Linked DNA regions of Homo sapiens: region 2 is linked to region 1. A link is a loop called in an ENCODE intact Hi-C map of the cell type or tissue named here. Cell type or tissue: chondrocyte. All regions are shown on one strand. Links, peaks and the distances in the headings refer to the core of each region. The heading gives the core; the rest is flanking DNA.

What was found. Hi-C counts contacts between places; a loop is a spot of excess contacts. Peaks named below come from ENCODE experiments on the same cell type or tissue, not always from the same donor. Only the 100,000 strongest peaks of a DNase experiment are listed, where the experiment ranks them.
Region 2: a loop joins it to region 1, with 8 times the contacts of the local background. A loop is called at or near these places in 1 of 110 quality-filtered maps.

What each region holds. Positions count from the first base shown.
Region 1 is chr9:137,825,695-137,832,980 of GRCh38, forward strand. All of the region lies in intron 25 of EHMT1 (euchromatic histone lysine methyltransferase 1), which reads left to right. Among named protein-coding and RNA genes, the nearest start is that of MIR602, 9.1 kb to the right of the region's middle. In chondrocyte, for the core only: no CTCF peak of the experiment used is centred there; no DNase peak of the experiment used is centred there.
Region 2 is chr9:137,875,904-137,883,189 of GRCh38, forward strand. CACNA1B (calcium voltage-gated channel subunit alpha1 B) reads left to right here and starts at 1,879. Exons shown (of 47, transcript NM_000718.4): 1 at 1,879-2,314; 2 at 3,151-3,256; 3 at 6,841-6,980. The coding sequence starts at 2,031. It overlaps CACNA1B-AS2 (CACNA1B antisense RNA 2), which reads right to left. Exons shown (of 4, transcript NR_121583.1): 2 at 6,934-7,099. RefSeq lists enhancers at 2,072-2,987, 5,256-5,757. In chondrocyte, for the core only: a CTCF peak has its summit at 2,788; DNase peaks (open chromatin) are centred at 1,231, 1,358, 2,784, 4,990 and 4 weaker places.

The DNA of each region.
Region 1 (7,286 bases), core at 758-5,757:
CTCTTTAACCTGTGGCCTAAAGTCACCTATTAAGTGTAATGATATGTGTGGGTCCATTGTTTTGTGTGTGTGTGCCCGTGTCATCACCACGCAGGCTGCCCCGGTCCCCTTGGTTTCACTTCTCATTCTTGTCGTCTACACCGGCGGGGCTGCCCAGTGTCAGGGAGGAGGCGTGGCCTTTCAGGACTGTTTCCCGTGATGCTGTTGTGCAGGCGTCGGGATGCTTTTATCAGAATAACAAAGTTCTCTTTTCTGTCCCAAAGAGTTTCATGAATTGTTGTTGAATTTTGTTGAACATTTAAAAAAATCTATTGAAATAAGCCTATGATTTTTCTCCTTGTTCTGTTAATGTGAATATCTGATTTATATGCTATTGTTACTGGAAATAATTTATGTGTATTTTAACCATGTGGCGTCAGTGCTGTGTTGTGTGGTCAGTCTGGGTCCATAGGGGGTGGGTGGGTGGGGCGGTGTGTTCCTGTTTCTGTGCCGTCTCCTTGCTGCCATATCTCCTGCCCTGGTCTCTCCTTCCAGCATCTGGCATCTCTGTAGGTCTGTTTCTAGCATCTGTTTTGCTGCTTATCTTCTTCTTTCCCTGTCTCCTCATGTTTCTGGTTAGTTTTGTTTGAGTGCCAGACATTGTATTTTCAAACCTGCTTGAAGAAGATGCACTGGGTCACCCCGGTCCACTTCCAGGCACCAGGAGGCCTCAGAGCTAAGCTGCAGGCCGTGGCCTCTGTCACCCCAGCTGACTTTAGCCTCCAGGTGGCCCTGGTTCCTGGGGCCTGTCTCAGTCCGTTGAGGCTGCTGTAACAGAACACCATAGACTGCACAACAGACTGGTTTCTCACAGTGCTGGAGGCCAGAAGTCCAAGGTCAAGGCACCTACTGGTTTGGTTCTCAGGAGGACCCCACCGCCTGGCTCATGGAGGGACCCTGCCTTCTCACTGCGTGATAACCAGTGAGACCAAGACAGGCGGGTGGAGCCGCAGCCCAGAGGAGAGGGGAGAGCTTTGCTGGGGCTTCGAAACCACCTCCTAATGGCAGCATTGTGCACACAGGCCTGTCTCCCTGCTGATGCGGCTGTGGCCTTCACTGGCCAGGTTCCTCCTGCTCACCTAGGGCCGCACCTCCCAAACTGTCTGTGTGGAAGGGCCATTTCCATATTCCCAGTTCACTGTGGGCCAATCCTTTTGTAAAATAAGGACTGCAACTTACCAGGCTGCTTTTAAGTTGTCACATTCAACAGGCACAATACTGCTCCATCAGATCGCTGCTGGAGGCTCTCAGTTCCTTGACTCGCTTGTCATGTTGGCCGGGGGGTCCCCGCCTCCTCCCCCACACGTCTGTGCTGTGCCTTCACACCTGTTCCATGGCATGGACTTTCTGTGCTTCCTTCTCCTGTCTGGAGCCACGCCTGCCCTCACCTCCTCAGGGACATCCTGTCAGCACTCTCCACACTCCTTGATGCCCCAGAGCTGCCACACTCGCCTGATTCCTTGCCTTCCAGTCTGTCTGCAACCAGATGCAGCCAGGCCTCGCCTCCCATGAGTGTCCCTAAGTCCAGGGCAGGCTCTGGTCCCCACCCACCCGAGGCAGCAGCATCTAGCCCTGCTCCTCCCTGCACCCTCTCACTTCTCAGCCATGGACACACAGGCCCAGGTACGGTTCTTGTTCATTTTGGGGATGTGGAGAGCCACGAACACACCAAAGCCTCCTAGGTGTCTGCTACAGCTCTGACCCACGCCCGGACCCCAGACCCCAGACCCCTGTCCACCTGAGCGCCAAAATCTCTGGGTGCCAGGAAGCTTTCTGATTCTGCCTTCAAAGTATTTCCTGGACCATTGCAGTGGGCACCCACCCCTGGGTCTGCCCCAGCCCTGGTGTTGCCATCTGTTCTCAGCCTGGGGCTACAGGGACCCCAAGCCCTCTGCTTTTGGCTCAAACCTTGCACAGCCCATTCCCCACTGACTGCCCCCCTCCACTGCTGTCACAATTGCTCGCACTCCCTCATGCTGTTCTGGAGCTGTTGAACATGCCCTCTGGGATCCTGCCCACCCGCCCTCCCGGTCCTTACCTTCTTTAGGCCTTTGTTCAAATCTCCCATCAACTTGGCGCCCCAGGGAGCCCTCTCCATGGTGTGCTTGCCCGAAACCTAGGTGGAAGGTTCTTCATCAGAGAAACCTTGGAAGAGCAGCACAGGAGGGTACATTTAAAGCCCTCAGCGGTGTCCGTTCCTTTGAGGGTTCTGGGATCTGAAGCCTCTGAACCGTAGGAGCAGCTAGGGGAGGCCGTGCCCCTGTGTGAAGGGGCTCCTTGTGCCAGCCGACAGGGTGCGACGGGGTGGTCGGCCCGGCTGCCATCGTGGGAGGGACGTGGACGAACGGCACGCAGTGGGAGGCCATGGGCAAGGTTGATGGCCCATGGGGGCGGCCCCTTTGTCTCTTGGGGCTACAGCCTGTGCTGTGACCATCCACAGGCCCCAGGGGGGTGCTGGCGGGCATCAGGGAAGTCCCGGTGACAAGGGGCATCAGCAGGGGTCAGAGGGGTGTGCCCAGGAGGAGCCCCTCTGCATTCTTCAGGGTGCATGGAACCCACACCCTGTCCCCAAAGATGCCCTGGACATGCCCTGGGGTGGGGGGTGGGGGGCAGCACATGCCAGGCTGCCACATGTGTGTGTGGCCTCAGGGAGTCTGGGCTGGGTCATCAGGCATGACCATTGCCAAGGCCACATCCTGACTCTAGGCCCCTCTGGTCTGGGCAGTGAGGCCAAGCAGAGCACAGGGTCTCGAGACCCCATGACCTCTAGGGTCACGCGGAGGCTCCTGGGGTCAGACTGAGAAAGGGGCTCGTCCTGAGAAGCCACAAAGTGTGCTCCTGCGGGGGTGCGGGGTGGGGGAGGTACCACGTCTCCCGGGCAGCCACAGATCCCACACTCACGGCCCAAGTGACGCTTGGTGCAGAGCTGGAAGGTTCTCAGGGTGGGAGGAGGGTTATTTTTAACGCACTGCACTAGAGCATCTCTAAGGCCGGTGGTTCTGGACAGAAAAACCACAAAAATGAGAAGACCAGGAATAGCAAGTCCCCAGCCCTGGGGCCTCATGTCTGCAATGAGCCCTTGGTGGCTCTGAGCAGTGCCAGTTCAGCACCTTGGAGAGCTGCCGCCTCTGTGCCTCCCCTCCTGCTTGCTGCGTGGGGGCTTGTGGAGCCTGCTAGGAATCCTGGGAAGAGCCCAGATGGGCCTGGCCCTCCCAGATGGCCTCTTTTGCCTCTGGCGAAGTGAAGTGAGCACCTGTAGTGAGGTCCACTCCAAGCACCAGGCCCGGGTGTCTGTACAGAGCCCGGGTGGGGCATCCAGGCACCACGGGGAGGCCCCCGCCCTGGTCTCACAGACGTTGCCACTGGAGCTCGTGCCGTGCGCCCACTGCCACCACCTGTCTGCCACCTGCACCTCCTCACCTGCGGCAGCACTTTCTCCACACAGGTTCTTCTCTGATGCCTCTTCCCTAATTTTAAAGGCATTCAGGTCTCTTACTTAGTTAAAAAATAGAAGAAAAATGTTTTACTTCTCTGCCACTTCCTTCAGAGATTCCTTTTTCTTGCCTTTGCAATTCCTTTTTGACCACACATTGTGAAAATTTTCAGACATACCAGAAAGCAGAGAGAATCAGGAGAGTGGAGACTCCTATTCCCCCACTTGGACTTGATGGTTGTTAGTATCTTGCTTTATTTGTTTCATCCTTTTTTGCTGATACAGTGTAAAGTTAGTTACAAATGTGACATTTTACCCCCAGTGACGTCAGAGTGTGCCTGTGAATAGTGCTGCCTGACGAGATTGAGATTGCCGTCACGTGAGGTTCATCTACAGACTCCTAGTTTCCCCGATGTCTTTTCCTGGTTCGCCCCTCTGGAGTCAGCTGGGGCTGTCCCTTGTATGATACTTGGCACATCCCAGAAGTTTCTTCCTACCAGCAGCCCACACAGTGGCCTATGGGGGAGACTGGCCAACGGCCTGAGAAATCCCATGGTCCACATTTCTGTGTGCCCCCCGTGGTGTCACCTCACTTGTTCTCTTATCCCGTGTTTGCGGCCAGCTGGGAGGAAGGGCTGAGGTTTGGCGACACTCACACCGGGGCTGCTGTGTCCCATAGGGAGCTTTATGGCCACCTCGACTGGCCACCCCGAGCATCCATGCCTTCCCTGTTTATTAACAGACATTCTTCTGTTTAAATAAATAAACCTTAAACCTGGGCTTTGTGGTTACTCCTCAGAGAAAGGCAAGATCAATGCTTTATTCTTACCATTTAGTTATCAAGTTTCAGAGGGAGGAAGTAGCAGCAAAGAAATTTTGGTCTTTTTTTTCTTTCCTCTGTTTTGAGTGTTAATGTGGGCTCATGGATTTTTACTTTTTTTTTTTGTTTACATTTTTACATGTGTGTTTGATCAGTTATAGCCATTCTTATTTAATGGTCAAACTGCCCCATCTTTGGCCATGGGGAGCCCATGCAGGCGAGCCCGTCTCCTTTGGTGACACTGCTCTTCGGTACCATGTGACACCCAGGCCTCCCTTATGTTCCTTGCCCCACACTTGGAATCAGCCATTTCTCCAGGATGTCCTTGTGCTTTTGGAAGAGAAAGATTTTTAGACACTGAAATGAGACTCTGGGGTGCCCACTGCTGTCAGGGTGCCATGGGCTCTTGACTCACTTTTCAGAGGACAGAGTTATGAAGTAAATAGATTTTTAAAAATGTGTTCATGTTAATATTTCCAATTCAAATTTAACAGTGTAGAGTTTTTATCCAACTTCTTTGATTTTATATTTGCATCTCTTACAATAAAAATTTTGGTTTCTAAAATCTTTAGTTTCAAAATAGCACTCCAGATATTACCGATAACAGTAAGCACCAGTCCAGCTCCCGGATGGCATCTGCGCTTCTTTGCAGCGTCTCACTCCTTAGAACATGTCCCATGGAAGCTGGGCCCAGTCTTGTGCTTCGCGGCACCAGAAATGTTGCTTGTGTGATTGTGTCACTGGCTTGATAGGCAGTTACATTAATTTTAGTTCATTTTAAATGTTACAATTTAATTTTTTGTTTTTTGATTGTGTAAAATTTTTGCATGCTTGGGAAGTTCACACCCAGAAAAGCCTTGCTTCTCTCCATGTTCTCTGTATTCTGTTTCCTGCTGTCTTAGTCCATTCGAGCTGTGATAGCAAAACACTGTAAACCGTGAGGCTTACAAATAACAGGAATGTATTTCTCACTGCTCTGGGGGCTGGAAGTCCCAAGATGAAGGTGTTAGTAGATCTGGTGTCTGGGGAGGGTTTCCTGGTTCGTAGCCAGTGCCTTCTCACTGTGTCCCCACGTGGTGGAGGGGGTGCAGCAGTTCTCTGGGGTCCCTTTTATGAGGGCACAATTCCCTCCACTCCCATGACCTAATCGCTTTCCCAAAGCCTCACCCTAACCTTGGGGTCTCAGCCTGTGAGTCTGGTCGGGGGGCACACACATTCCAACTGTAGCACCTGCAGTAACCATCAGCAGAAATCGAGAAAAAATACTCAAGTAGATTTCTTATTCCTTCTCTTTTCTTACACAAAAAGTGGTAGAGTGTAGATAGTGCACGAGCCCTTACCTTTCTCCCGACAGGATTTGGGGAGAGTCATCATATTGTCCGTACATGGAAATCTTTCTCCTTCTTTTTGGGGCATTCAGGTTGATTTCAGCCCTTGCTATTTATCTCAAATAATGTTGCGTACAAGTCAATTTGTTTGACTTTACCTGTCATTAGGCAAATCTCTGAGATTCTGTTCATCCACCCAGTGATGGCTTCAGCAGCCAGTGAATTTCGATGTAGAATTTCCGTTGGATTCTTTTTCTGTTTCTCCGCTGAGACTTCTCATTTCTCTGATATTTTCATGCCTTGAAATCTTTCTTTGTTCTTCATTGAGGACAGCCTTAGGAGCTGCCTTGAAAATACGTGTCTGTTGGCCCAGTGTCTGGTTCATCTCAAGGCTGGACTCAGTTGAGTGTTCTTTCGGACGTGTTCGTTTCCTCAGTGTTTCAAGCGTCAGGTCCCTTGAGTTGTTCCTGTTAACATGTGGGGAGGACTCTGGTTTCTCTTCTGCGTGGGCCTTGTTTCCCTAGTGCGATTGGCTGGGCCCCTTCTGCAGGCCCGGCCTCTCTAGTGGTCCCTGTGCTTTCGCCTCAGTCCTAGGATTGGCTGGGCTCCCTCCACAGGCTCCGCCTCCTACGTGGCTGCTGCACTTCGCCCCAGTCCTAGGATTGGCTGGGCTCCCTCCACAGGCTCCGCCTCCTACGTGGCCGCTGCACTTCGCCCCAGTCCTAGGATTGGCTGGGCTCCCTCCACAGGCTCCGCCTCCTACGTGGCCGCTGCACTTCGCCCCAGTCCTAGGATTGGCTGGGCTCCCTCCGCAGAACCCCCCAACCCCACGTGGCCCCTGTGCCTTCCCTCCAGTCCTAGGATTGGCCAGGCTCCCTCCACAGGCCCCACCTCCTACATGGCCTGTGTGCCTTCATTCCAGTCCTAGGATTGGCTGGGCTCCCTCCTCAGGCCCCGCTTCCCACGTGGCCTCTGCACCTCGCTCCCGTCCTAGAATTGGCTGGGCTCCCTCCACAGGCCCCGCCTTCCACGTGGCCTCTGCACCTCGCTCCCGTCCTAGAATTGGCTGGGCTCCCTCCACAGGCCCCGCCTCCCACGTGGCCACTGCACTTTGCTCCCATCCTAGGATTGGCTGGTCTCCCTCAGGCCCCGCCTCCCACGCGGCCTCTGCACCTCGCTCCAGTCCTAGGATTGGCTGGGCTCCCTCCGCAGGCCCTCCCCCCACCCACCCATGTGGCCCCTGTGCCTTCTCTCCAGTCCTAGGATTGGCTGGGCTCTCTCCGCAGGCCCCGCCTCCCACGTTGCCTATCTGCCTTACTCCAGCCGTCCTTCTCTGGACTGTTGTCTTTATCTGGTTCTGGTCGGGCAGAGATTTGTGTCACAGACTTTGACACCCCACCCATCTTAGAAGCTCGGAGCAGCGCTGTGTGCTCTGCCAGACGAGCTGCCCCTGGTGAAAGCTGGGCCTGGCCCCTCCAGTCGGAAGCCCCTCACTCTCCATTTTGCTGCTTATCAAGACCTTCGTGTGTGCGCCGTTGCTAGTTCCGGAATTGCATTCTGCACGAGGAGGGGTCGCCTATAGATTCTTAGTCCATCAGACCCCGAAGCAGAGGCCAAAGTCCACGCCAGGTGAGCCACTCTGAACTCTGTTTCTTTGGGGTAAACC
Region 2 (7,286 bases), core at 751-5,750, 50 kb after region 1:
CCAGCGTCACGCAGCACGGAGGGAAGGGCAGAGCAGATGTGGCGAGCCCAGCCTCCAGGCGCAGGGCTGCAGCAGTGGCCTCTCGTCTTGGCATCCCTCGAGAAACTCCACCCCTGCATAGCATCTCCACTTCTGTCCCCAGTAGGCAATTCTTAATTTCCACCCTGTGACTAACAAGCTCTTCCCTCTGTCTTCCCCATCTCGGCAAAGGGCATCCCCCTCGACTCAGTCACTCAGACCAAAAATGAAGAGCCTGTGTTTCTATCTCTCCTTCACATTTACACTGGACGCACTCTCTCTAAGAGAAAGAGGCACTGCTCATGGCCCCCATGTTCAAACCACATCATCTCTCTCTGTGCTGCTGTCAAAACCCCTCCCTGGGCTCTGATTTTTCTCTGTGACAGGCCAGTTGGCAGCCTCCCCGACAGCCTTAGCACCTGCTTCCCAGCTAAGCGAACCCTGATTTTGTTTGGGGCAACTATGTGCTCGCCTAGTGGGGGCTGGCCATCCTGGTCCACTTTGACACATGTTCACTTTCCCACCCTGTTAAAGTCAGGGCCGGCCACATGGCCCATGGCCTAACGGGGTTAAAGAGACACTTGCAGGGGGAGCCTCTGAGAAGCTTTTCCTTTGTTAGAAAAGAAAATCGTAACCTGATTCACAAAGTGGTCATCCTTTGTACACCTGCCACTTCCTTCCCGTTTGAGATGCTGGTGTAGCGGTGTGATGCCCTGTGCTATGACAGCCACCCTGGGGCATGAGGCAACAGGCAGGAAGGCAGAAAGTGTATGTGGGGATTTTGGAGGGAGGAGAGATGGTGGCTTCGTATTCAGTGAGATCACAATGGCATCGTGCAAGCTGCTGCTAGCTGGGAAGCGGGTTGTTCGCCTCTGAATGCATCCTAAGTGATTCAGCACCCCAGCCTCCTGCAGTCCACACTCCACACGGCAGCCCGAGGGACCCTTCAGAGGCCTACGCGCCTCTGCTCGGAACTGTGCGGACTGCCTCCCTCTCAGAAGGCGCAGCCCGCACCCGGCCTCACTCTGCACTCAGCGCCTTGCGAGCGAGCTTCAGGTCCGAGAGGGTCCCTTGTTCCCGAAGGTCTCCCCGACCCCGGGGCCGCCTTTTTGGAGGTTGTGAGGACCCACGGGCCTGCACGAAGTGAGCGCTGTGTAAATGGTTGCTGTGCTTTGTACAAAACGGTCAGCTCCGTGAGGGCAGAGCTGGGAGCCCAGGACAGGCCCGGCCCGCGGTGGGCGCTCAAGGAGGCCTGGGGAATGGCAGTGACCGTGACAGGTTCCCTAACGGGGCGTGGCCTGCAAGGCGGTCAGAGGCTTCTCTGAGCTGAGATCCCGGAGCCAGCCCCGTGCGTGGAAACAGCAGGTCCCGCACCCGGGCTGGGGGCCCCCGACAGAAGCGTCCGCGTGGCACCAAGGCCGCGAGCCGAGCGCACCCGGAGGGTTGGGAAGGCCGGGGACCCGGCGGGGACGGGGCGGGCCGGCCCAGGCCTGGCGCCCAGCTCTGGGCTGCAGCCCCAGGGCTGGTGGCGCCTCCGGGCGGAGCGAGGGGTCCGTCTGGGCCGAGTTTGAGGAGCCGAGGGCACCCAGGGGCGGTGCGGCCGGCAGAGTGGGCTCCGGGGACGGCCCGGGCTGGCGCTGAGCGGCCGTCGAGGACCCACAGGCTCGTCCGCTCCTGGGCCCGGCCCAGCCCCGGGGTGGGAGGCGCGGGGCGAGGGAGGCGCAGCCGGAGGGGCCGGGGCGGGGCGGGGGCGGCCGCGGGGCGGGGCCGGCGCGGCAGGGTGGGCGGGGCCGGCGCGGATTGGCCGGGCCCCGCCACGTGACCGGCCCCTTATAGGGCGTGGCGCGGGGCCGCGGAGTCGGGTGAGGCGGCGGCGGCTGCGGCGGTGGGGCCGGGCGAGGTCCGCTGCGGTCCCGGCGGCTCCGTGGCTGCTCCGCTCTGAGCGCCTGGCGCGCCCCGCGCCCTCCCTGCCGGGGCCGCTGGGCCGGGGATGCACGCGGGGCCCGGGAGCCATGGTCCGCTTCGGGGACGAGCTGGGCGGCCGCTATGGGGGCCCCGGCGGCGGAGAGCGGGCCCGGGGCGGCGGGGCCGGCGGGGCGGGGGGCCCGGGTCCCGGGGGGCTGCAGCCCGGCCAGCGGGTCCTCTACAAGCAATCGATCGCGCAGCGCGCGCGGACCATGGCGCTGTACAACCCCATCCCGGTCAAGCAGAACTGCTTCACCGTCAACCGCTCGCTCTTCGTCTTCAGCGAGGACAACGTCGTCCGCAAATACGCGAAGCGCATCACCGAGTGGCCATATCCTGCCGGGCGGGGCCGGGCGGGGCCGGGCGGGGACCGGGGTGGGGGCCGGGGCCGGGGCCATCTTCCCGGTGGCCGGGAGGGCGCGACCTGGGGAGGCGTCGGGAGACGGGCGAGGGGGGTACGGAGCGCCCCAGGGCCCCTCGGAGCGGCGGGTGCGGGAGCATTTCCGTGAGTGCGGCGGGCGCGGGGCGGAGCCCCTCTGCTCCGGACTCGTCCCTCCGCACGCCGGGTCCTGGGGATCCTGGTCGGTGCACAGTGCGCGGCTAGCCTGGAGGGCACCGAGGGCGAAGCCGCGTCCGTGCAGGTGCGAGCGCTGTGGGGACGCGGCCGTGCGCGCGCCTGGCTGCAGGTGCCTGCGTGTGCGGGCTGAGCTGGAGCCTGGCGCTGCGCGTGCGTGCGCTCGCGATGCGGGCTACATGCATGTTCACGTGCCTGTGTAGGTACATGTGGCTGCGTGTCTGGAGGGAGCAGCGTGCGCCTGCGCGGGGTCTCCCTCCAGCCTCGCCTGGGGGCGCTCGGCCCCCTCCCCTCGGGGCCCTGGAGTCGGGCGGAGCCGGGCCGGAGGCGCTGTCCGCGGTGCTGACGGCCGCCCGGGTGTGCCGAGGGGCTGGCGGCCCAGACTGCGGAGGCCCCGCCTCGCGGCCGCCCCTAGGGATGGGGGCAGGGAGTGAGGGAGACCAGGCCGCTTCCGCCAGGAGAGGGGCTCCGGACCCAGTTGTCTCAGCCCCTCCGGAGACGGCCTAGCGGTGGCTGCTGCACTGGGCTCTGCTGGCGTCGGCCTCGTGTTTCCCTCCGTGCGGCGTCTGCCGGCCAGTCCTTAACTCACGCACTCCATTCGAGTATATGATCCTGGCCACCATCATCGCCAACTGCATCGTGCTGGCCCTGGAGCAGCACCTCCCTGATGGGGACAAAACGCCCATGTCCGAGCGGCTGGTGAGTGCCCGGCTGGGCCTGAGGGCAGGGTGGTGGGGAGGCCGCGACTCCACTTTCCTTTATGGTCTGTGCCTGAGAACAGCTTCCTCGGGCAGGGTCGTCTGGGCAGTGCCCCTCGCGTCTGAAGGAAAAGGTAGGCCTGGCAGATAACACCTTCCTCGAGGGCCAGGGCAGCTGGGGTCACCGGCTTAGCCCTGGGCGTGGCCACGTTAGCCCTGGGCCAGTCTGCCCTGTGCCACGAGCTACTCCTGCACCTCAATGGCTGTCCTGGCTTTCGGCGCTAGACTTTGATCCAGAAAACCATGTTCTAAACTTGGGGTGGGGAAGGGGCATTCATGTCTTCGGGAAGGTCAGCTCTGAATGCCATGTGTGCCCTGCTGGGCTGAGATGGGCTTTGGCCTGGATGTGGGAACCCTGAGCCTCATCCTCCAAGTTGTCTTGTGCGGGCCTGCTTGGAACCTCTTCTCCAGTGGGCCTCACCATCCTGTGGGAAGCATTCCTTCTCAAACATTCTGAATCATTTTTACCTGTCCCCAGATTCCAGCCAAGAGGCCCCCGTGGTAGCCCCCATTGGAGCATAGAGTCTGTGTGAGTCAGGGTGCCAGGGCAAGGTCTCCGTGGCTCAACAGGAGGCAAGGTGGAAGGCCAGCCCTGTGGGGTCTCTGGAGGGGCTGGGTCAGAGGAAGGGCAGCATTTTGGAGGTGAGCAGTTTCTGAGGTCAGAGCATGTCCCCCAGCCCCCACTCTTCCCTGATGCCTGGCCCCATGTCTGGGTTCCGAGTGTGCCTAAAGACTGGAGCCTCCAGGTGAGCAGAAGGCAGAGCAAGTGGGGGCCCAGGGGGTGCGGGGCCAGAGGCGTCCAGGAGACGGCCTCTCTGGGGTGTCAGGAGCTGCTCCCTCTTCCCTTAAGCCTGGCTTCCGCCCCCACTAGCATCCTGAGACAAGAGCTATTCAGACTTTAGCCCTGAAACTGAACTCCCTTTGAACCTGGGCCACCGCAGGCCCAGGAGTGCAGAAGGGGAGACAGGGAGCCTGTCCTGGAGGTGAGGCACCAGGAGGTGAGTTATGGGTGGCCGAGGTGAGGAGGTCTTAATGGAGCACAGTCTGGAATGCCCAGTGGTCTGGGTTACGGCCGGGTGAGGAGGAGGAGCATGGACAGCCCAGCCACACCATGAGGCAGGCGTGAGTCATGGTCCCTGTGGGGGACTTGGGCAGGACCCTGGTGGGGCCCATTGCTTTCTGGAGGCTGGAGAAGAGGGTGAGCTTGAGAGGAAACAGGCAGAGAGCCTTGAATGCCAAGTCACAGGAAGGAGGGCAGGGCCAGGGTCAGAGGGACGCAGGCCCAGGAGCCAGGCCGGGGCGGGGGCAGGGAGGATCAAGCTGTCTTGCCCTGCCAGGCAGTGGGTGTCCAGCCTTGCAAGTTCCTGCCTCGCAGGTGTGGGAGGGTTTACTTTGTGGTCATAGGTTGGGGAGGACACTTCTAGGAGTGGCGAGCTAACCTGTTGGGAAAACTGCAGAACATGCCCGCCCTGAGCCAGCCTAGAGGTCTGGGGAGCTCTTGACCAGTCCCAGTCCCATGTGCAGGCCCAGCCATTGATGTCCCCTGGGATGGAGGGGAGGCTGTGCTGCTGCCCACAGAGCAGGCCGAGGCTGGGTGGTGCAGGGGCAGCCCCTCAGTTGTCTCCCAGCCTGGCCCTGGGCGAGGCCTCCCTGGTTCCCTGCCTCTCGGGGCTGTTTCCCACCTCCCCGTCGACTCTGGAGCTACCTCGAGCCAGGCCCCAGCTTGCAGTGCAACACCAAGCTGCCTGCACACCCATCCCTCCCACCTAAGCCAGCCTTCAGCCATGGGCTGGGCAGGGCAGAGCTGTGAGGAGAGGGCTCGGGCTGGGGGCTCCTTCCCAGCTGAGGGTGCTGGCTGGTCCTTCCTAGGCGTCGGGCCTGTTCTCTTTTTCACCAGGAAGTTTCCTGTGAAGATCTCTGTCTGCTGCGGCCCCACTGTTCCCCTGGGGCAGATGGTCAGCAACCCCACCCCTTGGGAAAAGGGGTCCCTCCTAAACAAATCAGACCAGAAGGCTCGAGGCCAGGAAGAGCATGGGCGAGTCAGCACGGGTCATGATGGACCCTTGGGTGCTGGTAGCTTCTACCAGGTACTGCCAGCCAAGCCTTGGGCCAGCTCCACCACAGGACAGGAGGAGCCCAGGCTGAGTAAGGTGGGAGTCAGATGCGGAGAGCCCTCGAGAGCCTGGCTTCCTGGGGAGGAAGGCACAGGCTGTGGAACTGGTGGCACTCACCTCACCTGGCAGCTCTGTGGCAGCCCAGCAGCTGCTTCTTCCTGTGACTTCCACAGTCCTGAAGACGAACCCTCAGGGGAGGCCCTTGAAGCTGGTCTCCTCTCCCCACCCCTTCACCTGCTTCCTAAGGCAGCAGCCCTGGAGTGCAGGTGTCCGACACCCCCATGCCAACCCTGCACATGCAGCTCCCTCAGCCCAGCTTCCCGGGCTTGCCTTGCACAGGGCCTTTCCCTGCCAGCCCCACGCGTGTGCTCACGAGGAGTCTTTGGGGTCTCCCTAAGCTCCACACAGCCCCATCTCCACCCTGTTTGCTGCTTCCAGCTCGGCACTGGTAGGGCCTGGCTCTGCTCTCTCATGTCCAGTAACTGTTGGCTGGAGCTCAGCCTGGGGTGCAGGAAAGGGATCTTTTTAGGATCAGCTGTCTTCATTCCTTTGGCTGCTCTGTTCCCTCCACCTGGATCCCTTTCTCAAAATCGAGCTGTGGAAGCCTTGCCTGCAGGCGCCACGCCCTCTGGGAGGCTCCCTGCGGTCTGAGCCCAGGGTGGCTCCCAGCTTCAGGCTCAGACTGTGGCTGGCTGCCTCCAGGGTCCTCACAGATGTGGCGGTCGTCGCTCAGCACACTCAGGGCTGAGGTTGTGCTTCTCATTTCTGTTGTTTTCTGCCGAGATGTGCATGTTCTGGTTACCCGGGTGCATGTTGAATGCATAAACGGGGCCTGGACTGAGTTCAAGAAAGCCTGAGCTGTATCCAGGCAACCTTGTGCAGGTTCCCACCCAGAGGCTGCTGTGGCCTCTGCCTGGCTCCTGGGCATCTCTGTGCCTCTGTCTCCCACATGTTAGAATGGGGATGACCTCATGGGGTATTAAAGGGCCACCCTAGTTGATAAAGGAAAAACTACCTGATAAGCACCCACAACTAGTACTGTTACATCACTGTCTTCCCCGAAGCAAGGCCCACTGCATGGTGCTAGCAGGGAGATTGGGGCCCCACTGTGACGTGGGCAGAAGCTGAGATGCCAGGGTGGGAGGCACGAGGGGCCTGCAGGCATGACTGGGATGTTGCTGCTGTAAACAGTGGTGTCCCCATTAGGGGACATGTGCAGACAGCAAGCAGGCTCAGTGATGGGAATGGCTCCTTGGAGAATCTGCAGGGTGTTGGGGGCAAGGTGAGGAGGGTCAGACCCTCACGATAGCTGTGGCCTGCACATGGTGGGGTGGGGTCCTCACCAACCGTCTCTGCCCGCTACTACACCGGGTAGGGGCCAGGGGTGACCACTGTTCTGCGCTTCTCCTAGGACGACACGGAGCCCTATTTCATCGGGATCTTTTGCTTCGAGGCAGGGATCAAAATCATCGCTCTGGGCTTTGTCTTCCACAAGGGCTCTTACCTGCGGAACGGCTGGAACGTCATGGACTTCGTGGTCGTCCTCACAGGGTAGGCAAGCTGAGGCCAGGAGGCCCAGCGTGTGAGGCCCGGGCGTGTGCTCTCTGAAGCTCAGTTGCGCCGTGGAGCTGGGGCAGCTGCAGTCCCCTCACTGGGGTCCCCTCACAGCCCTGCTGGAGATGAACGAATGTGAGACAGTCTGTTTGCCACCCTGTGTGCTATGGGGGTGCTTCTCCCAGGGGTGCCAGTGCTGTATTTCTCGCTGACGGATCACAGTGACCTGTCCCCAGGAGGCGCTGGCTTGCAGAGCGCACAGGCCAGGGGCCACCAGCTTCCATGGCTGGCCTGAGCCAGCAT